Regions from separate parts of the Homo sapiens genome. Here region 1 is linked to region 2. Evidence: chromatin loops called from intact Hi-C (ENCODE). Cell type or tissue: testis. All regions are shown on one strand. Each heading gives the region's core, and the rest is flanking DNA. Links, peaks and the distances in the headings are about the cores only.

Region 1 (2,917 bases), core at 324-2,823, 400 kb after region 2:
CAAACAAAATTTTAGACAGCATTACAAGAGAAAAAGAGAAAACATCATCCTTTTTTACAAACGGTGACTGCTTCTTCCTAGAATCCTTAGTACCTAAAGGTGTGCTGCCTCTCAACTAAGGCCTAGAAGAGGGCCAGTGAAGGGCAAGTGTATGATCGAAGGCACTGAGCAGGGGAGGGGCAGGGGAGGCAGGAATACAGGTTGAGCCTCCCTAATCTGAAAATCTGAAACTTTCTCAGCACTGACATGATGGTACAAGTGGAAAATTCCACATGTGATGTCATGTGATAGGTTGCAGCCAAAACTTTGTTTCAGGCACAAAATTATTAAAAACACTGTATAAAATTATCTTCAGGCTATGTGTATAAGGTGTATATGAAACATAAATGAATTTCGTGTTTAGACTTGGGTCCCATCCCCAAGATATCTCATTATGTATATGCAAATATTCCAAATTCCCCCCAAAAAATGAAATCCAAAACATGTGTGGTCCCAAGCATTTCAGATAAGGGACACTCAACTTGTTATAACAAACGGACACACCAAAGGCAGTAGAACACTTCAGCTTGAAATTACAAATGTTGAGATAGAACATCCTTAAAATACTACACAAAATTAAAAAGACACCACATCCATGAGCCTCCTGTATTTAGGCCAAAAGAAGAGAAATACTACTTTATGAACTTGTCATAAAATTCATGGTACAAGTTAAAATAAATAGTTTCAAAAACATTTTGGTAAAGATTTTTAAAGTGCAAATGAAAGATGAATTTCTAAAAACAATTGTTTAATGAAAGGGGACAGCTTATGTTTTCAAGAATGGCACATAAGGAAGACAACTATGGCCTTTTAAAGTATGTCTCATAGTGAGACAGGTCTGGTCCAATATGCCAAAACTTATATTCTAGGTCACTTCCTAATTTTTTATAAATCAAGTCTTCTTTAAAAAGACTAAATAACATATAACCAAAAAACTAAATAGTAGAATAAAAACTAACCTTTCAGAAAGTTTGTCAGATAGTTTTTCAAGGAACTGCATGACAGTCTCTAAAACGAAATCCAAAAGAAAATATCTTCAATTATGTGAAATAAAATGAACATATCTGTTAAAATTATTATGTGATGATCATAATCTATATCCCACAATTCCCTTAAAGTGATGATTTTCAAAGGGAAGTAGAGCTACCAACATATACCAAACATATAGTAAATGCTTCTAGGTGATGACGATCTTTTAATCAGAAAAAAATTAAATTGGCATACTAATAATCCACAGCGTCAGATTCTATCCCAAAATTAAAAGAGTTAATGGGACCAGGTGGCTCATGCCTGTAATCCTAGTACTTTGGGAGGCTGAGGGCAGGGGGTGGATCACCTGAGGTCAGGAGTTCAAGACCAGCAAGGCCAACAGGCTGAAACCCCGTCTCTACCAAAAATACAAAAATTAGCCAGGCGTGGTGGTGCATGCCTATAGTCCCAGCTACTTGGGAGGCTAAGGCAGGAGAATAGCTTGAACCCAGGAGGTAGAGACTATAGTGAGCCCAGACTGTGCCACTGTACTCCAGCCTGGGCAAGAAAGTGAGACTCCATCTCAAAAAAAAAAAAAAAAAGAGTTAATGGGAGGCTAAAGAAAAAAGTACAAAATTTCAAGGTGTTTCTATCTATTCATATGTGTAAGAAAAAAAAGTTCTGAGACATGTCTGACGTTTTCAGAGTTTTAAAGAGATATCTAGACTGCTTTGTTCATAAAAATAGGTGCAGTGTAGAAGTATAATTCCCTGAAATAAATTTTTTAAGATCAATGTTTTTCTTGATAACAATTTTATTGTTATATACAACTGTAGAATAATCTATTCAGGATAAATATGAAAAAAATAGCAAAATAAGAAAAATAAATATTAACTTCTGATAGAATTTTTAAAGTATTTTTATTAAAATACTTCTGCCATAGTTGTCATAATTTACAAACCCATAAAGGCAGTGCAGTAGAATTATCACCGTTTCCCACAAGAGGAAATGTTTTGCAAGTATTTCTGAATGTAGCACTTTTTATCACTGACTTATGTGTACAGAGCTTTCATATGTATTTTAGTTCACCACAAACACTATGTTTGTATTTTCCAGATAATCTTTTATACAGTTTTAAGTTTCCTGCCCTCTCTTCAATTTAAGTTATCTCCTTTTGAGTGAAATAAAAGACTAAGGAAATAAATAATGGTGGTTAACCTAAACCCAAACCATGAGGTTTCTTGCCACTGTCAATACTTAACAAGTCCTGTGTATACGAATTCTGAAAACACTGGCTCATGTGCCATATGAAACAACAATAGGAATTTTTGGGGAACAAAGACATTATTTAGTCAACAATGAAATCTCATTTTAGGATTATATTCCAGGTACCATACCAAACTGTTTTCAAATGAATCCCTATGTATGCTTGTATACGTTTTATTTCTTAATAACCGTGTTTTAACATTCACCCATCTTATTCTTCCAGTCATTTTACATGTGAAGAATCTGCCTCAATTAATTTTTTTTTTTTTTTGAGATGGAGTCTTGCTCTGTTGCCCAGGCTGGAGTGCAGAAGTCCCATCTCGGCTCACTGCAACCTCTGCCTCCCAGGGTTCAATCGATTCTCCTGTCTCAGCTTCCTGAGTAGCTGGGATTACAGGCACCCGCCACCGCGCCCAATTAATTTTTGTATTTTTAGTAGAGATGGGGTTTCACCATGTTGGCCAGGCTGTTCTTGAACTCCTGACCTCAAGTGATCTGCCTGCCTCAGCCTCCCAAAGTGCTGAGATTACAGGCATGAGACACCACATCTGGCCTGCCTCAATTAGTGTCCCCAGAGAATTGTCATATTAAGATTCAGTTTGAAACCCCCCACTAAGTGCCTCACCGCAGTTACCTCCTCATT
Region 2 (2,917 bases), core at 234-2,733:
ACAGTATTTAATACATTACGTGGGATATTTTGTACTTTATTGGAAAATAAGCCTTATGTTAGGTGATTTTGCCCAACTGTAGGCTACTGTGAGTGTTCTGAGCACGTTTAAGGTAGGCTGGGCTAAGCTGTGATGTTCAGTAGGTTAGGGGCATGGAATGCATTGTCAACTTTCTGTGGGTTTATCTGGACCTAACCCCATCATAAGTCAAGGAGCATCTGTAGAATGGTGGTTTTTCAGGAGCTAGGGGAAGGGGAATGGGAAAATGTTGTTTAATGACTGTGGAGTTTCAGTTTTACAAGATGAAAAGTGTTCTGGAGTGTGGCTGCACAATGGTGTGGATGTTCTTAACACTGCTGAAGAGGACACATACAAATGATTAAGATGGTAAATGTTTTTATGTGTATTTTTACCCCAAATACTTTTCAAAAAATATCTTGGCTATTATTTATCTCCTTATATATATGTCTTTTTTTGTTTGCTAGCATATAAATCTCTCGGAGGCAGAAAACATGTCTGAAATCTACAGCATGTAGATTTCATACAGGGCACAGTGGTTGACCAGTAATGAGTTCCTGCAGGAGGGGACCCTTCCAGTGAATGTAGACCTGGAAAATGAGATTGTCCTATTTATTCCTCTGAATATTCCCCAGCATCTATCACAGTGCTCTTTATAAAGTAAGTGCTCGGTAAACGTTCATTCGTGGTGATGCTAAGGACCGGAAGGGTCTTTAACCTTTTCTCTCCCTCCTAGCTCAGCCCTCACGGAACCCTAAAAGCTGGCTAAGGGGCCATTCTCCTCGCCACCTGGGCCTGCGTCTGCCGAATCGCTTCCTAAGGACTTTGACTAGAAACCAAAGGTCCCATTTTTCATCTGCCATTTATTTATCATTGCATAACTTAGGTAAGTCCCTCCGCCTTCACTGTCAGTTCTTCACTCATTGTTTTGCATCCAAGGAGTCTGGAAATAAGCGGGAACACCCTGCACGTGAGAGGGGCCCTGAAATTCACGAGGGGCTGGGGCTTTGCGTTTATTCCTCCAGTTCCGCCTGCAGCAACCCTGACGATCGAGCAGGGCCCGCGGGGGAGCGAGCGGAAGCGGGCAGCGTGCGCTGCTGTCCCGCTACCCAGCCCGCTAGGCTGCGCAGCTGCGTCTGCGGGCGGGGAGCCGGGGCGGCCGTGGGCTTCCTCCGGGCGCGGGCTGACGGCTGCCGCCTGTGGGCGCCCCAGCCCTGCAGCCGAGCGGGAGGGGCGGACCAGCGGGTGTCGGGAGCAGGCTGCAGCGGCCAGGCCTCTGCGGCTTCTCGGAGTACTGGGTCCACTGGAGAGCGAAGAGCCGCGGCCGCCAGGATTCCCAGCAGCGGCCGCGTGTTGAGAGCCTAGAAGTGGCCCCGAAGCCGTGCCTTTCCCGATAGCCAAGCAGAAGTAGGACTTGAAGCACCGAGGCTGGGATGCCCATGCTGGTGACGCCTTGGGGCTCGCAGTTATACTTGGTGACCGGTCTACACGGCGATTCGGTGCTTTCCGGAGTAGCAGATTCATCTATCTTTAGACCCACCTTCGTCCTTCGGCGGTTTAGCACGGCCTGCGCTTTCCTGCGAGCCCTGCTGTCACCCGAACAGCCTGATGACTTCACGCTCAACCACTGGAGGGCACAACCACATCATTTTTAAAAAATAGATTCCTCCACTTAAAGGACATGGTTTTGGGGGAAAGAACATTTAAAAAATGTAAAAAGATATATATCTATATCTATATATCTATCTCAGATTGTTCTGATATAAACTCAGGTGGGATTCTTCAAAACAGGAGGCTGTTCCAGTCTCTTCATTTTGCAGCTGAGAAAACGAAGGCCTTGGAGCTTGAGAACTCCAGTTGCCCAAGGCACACAGGTGGTGGGTAAGGAAGCTGATCATGTCTCCAAAGAATCCTTCCATGACCCAGGAGGATCCGGTGGGAGAGCAGGGCCGTCCACAGCTCAGCTAGGACACAAGAAGGCCCGGGGTGGCAGGAGCCCCACTGTGTGCTGCGGAGGATGGCAGAGGAAGTCAGCATTGTCCCGAAACTGCAGGATCATGTGATGTGATGGGAAAAAATTATGAGTACAAGACACAGGAAGAGCAGGTCACGGAAACACATGGTGCCCAGAAGGGCTTAATTAGTAGCAGCTGTGCGGGGTGATGCACAGAGTGCCCCAAGGGTGTCCTGAGTGAGGGTGGATGTCCCCTGCCCTCTGGCTTCGTGAAGGCTTCGTGAAGCCTGCCGGGTCACCCTTGTTTTCATGGATAGCTTCTTTAGGACACTCTCTCCACCAGTAATTGACAAAGTCTGCTTCTGTTGAGTGTCTGATAAAGGATTGAGTTTACATGATTGTTAAGATAGGATCATGAAAGAAGACAGAAGACGGATGTGAGTGGCCCTCAGAAAAAAAGCATCAAAGGAAACTGAGGAGTCTGTGTTCCGAGTTATAACATCAGTCCTGTGTGTAAGTGCTGAGTTTCAGCTCTGCCCAAGGCTAGGGGTTGCCTAGTCGGCTTCAACTGTAAGCTCCTAAGGGACAGTGCTGCCCCTTGAGATGACTGGGCAGCCATCAGCTTCATGCTAGAGGCTTTAAAGCAAACCCAAGATGGAGTCTCAGTACTGATTATTTGGGCCAGTGCCTTTCTTAACATTTCACGGATATATTCCTTTATTTTATTTGTTGTATTTTAGTACAGTTTTGCTCTATTCAGTCATGGTCATTCTTAGTTGCTGTTGTCTTTGTAAACTTATTTAATATCTTTTAAATATTAAAAGATTAAATAAATTATTTTCTAATAAATTCTTTTAATATTAAAATATTAATTTTTGATAAGAACCTTGTTTACTCTCAAGATTAATGTAGTAAATAAAGAAGACTAAAAACTTCAGAGACTGA

What was found. Hi-C counts contacts between places; a loop is a spot of excess contacts. Peaks named below come from ENCODE experiments on the same cell type or tissue, not always from the same donor. Only the 100,000 strongest peaks of a DNase experiment are listed, where the experiment ranks them.
Region 1: it touches region 2 in a loop (2.8-fold over the local background); 102 of 110 quality-filtered maps call a loop at or near these places.

The regions. Positions count from the first base shown.
Region 1 is chr13:23,863,143-23,866,059 of GRCh38, forward strand. MIPEP (mitochondrial intermediate peptidase) reads right to left here. Exons shown (of 19, transcript NM_005932.4): 8 at 999-1,047. Among named protein-coding and RNA genes, the nearest start is that of PCOTH, 24 kb to the right of the region's middle. In testis, for the core only: no CTCF peak of the experiment used is centred there; no DNase peak of the experiment used is centred there; H3K27ac peaks cover 212 bases.
Region 2 is chr13:23,465,265-23,468,181 of GRCh38, forward strand. No RefSeq gene overlaps it. Among named protein-coding and RNA genes, the nearest start is that of LINC00327, 2.8 kb to the right of the region's middle. RefSeq lists a silencer at 1,029-1,308 and an enhancer at 1,419-1,578. In testis, for the core only: a CTCF peak has its summit at 1,588; DNase peaks (open chromatin) are centred at 1,197 and 1,587; H3K4me3 peaks cover 1,218 bases; H3K27ac peaks cover 1,328 bases.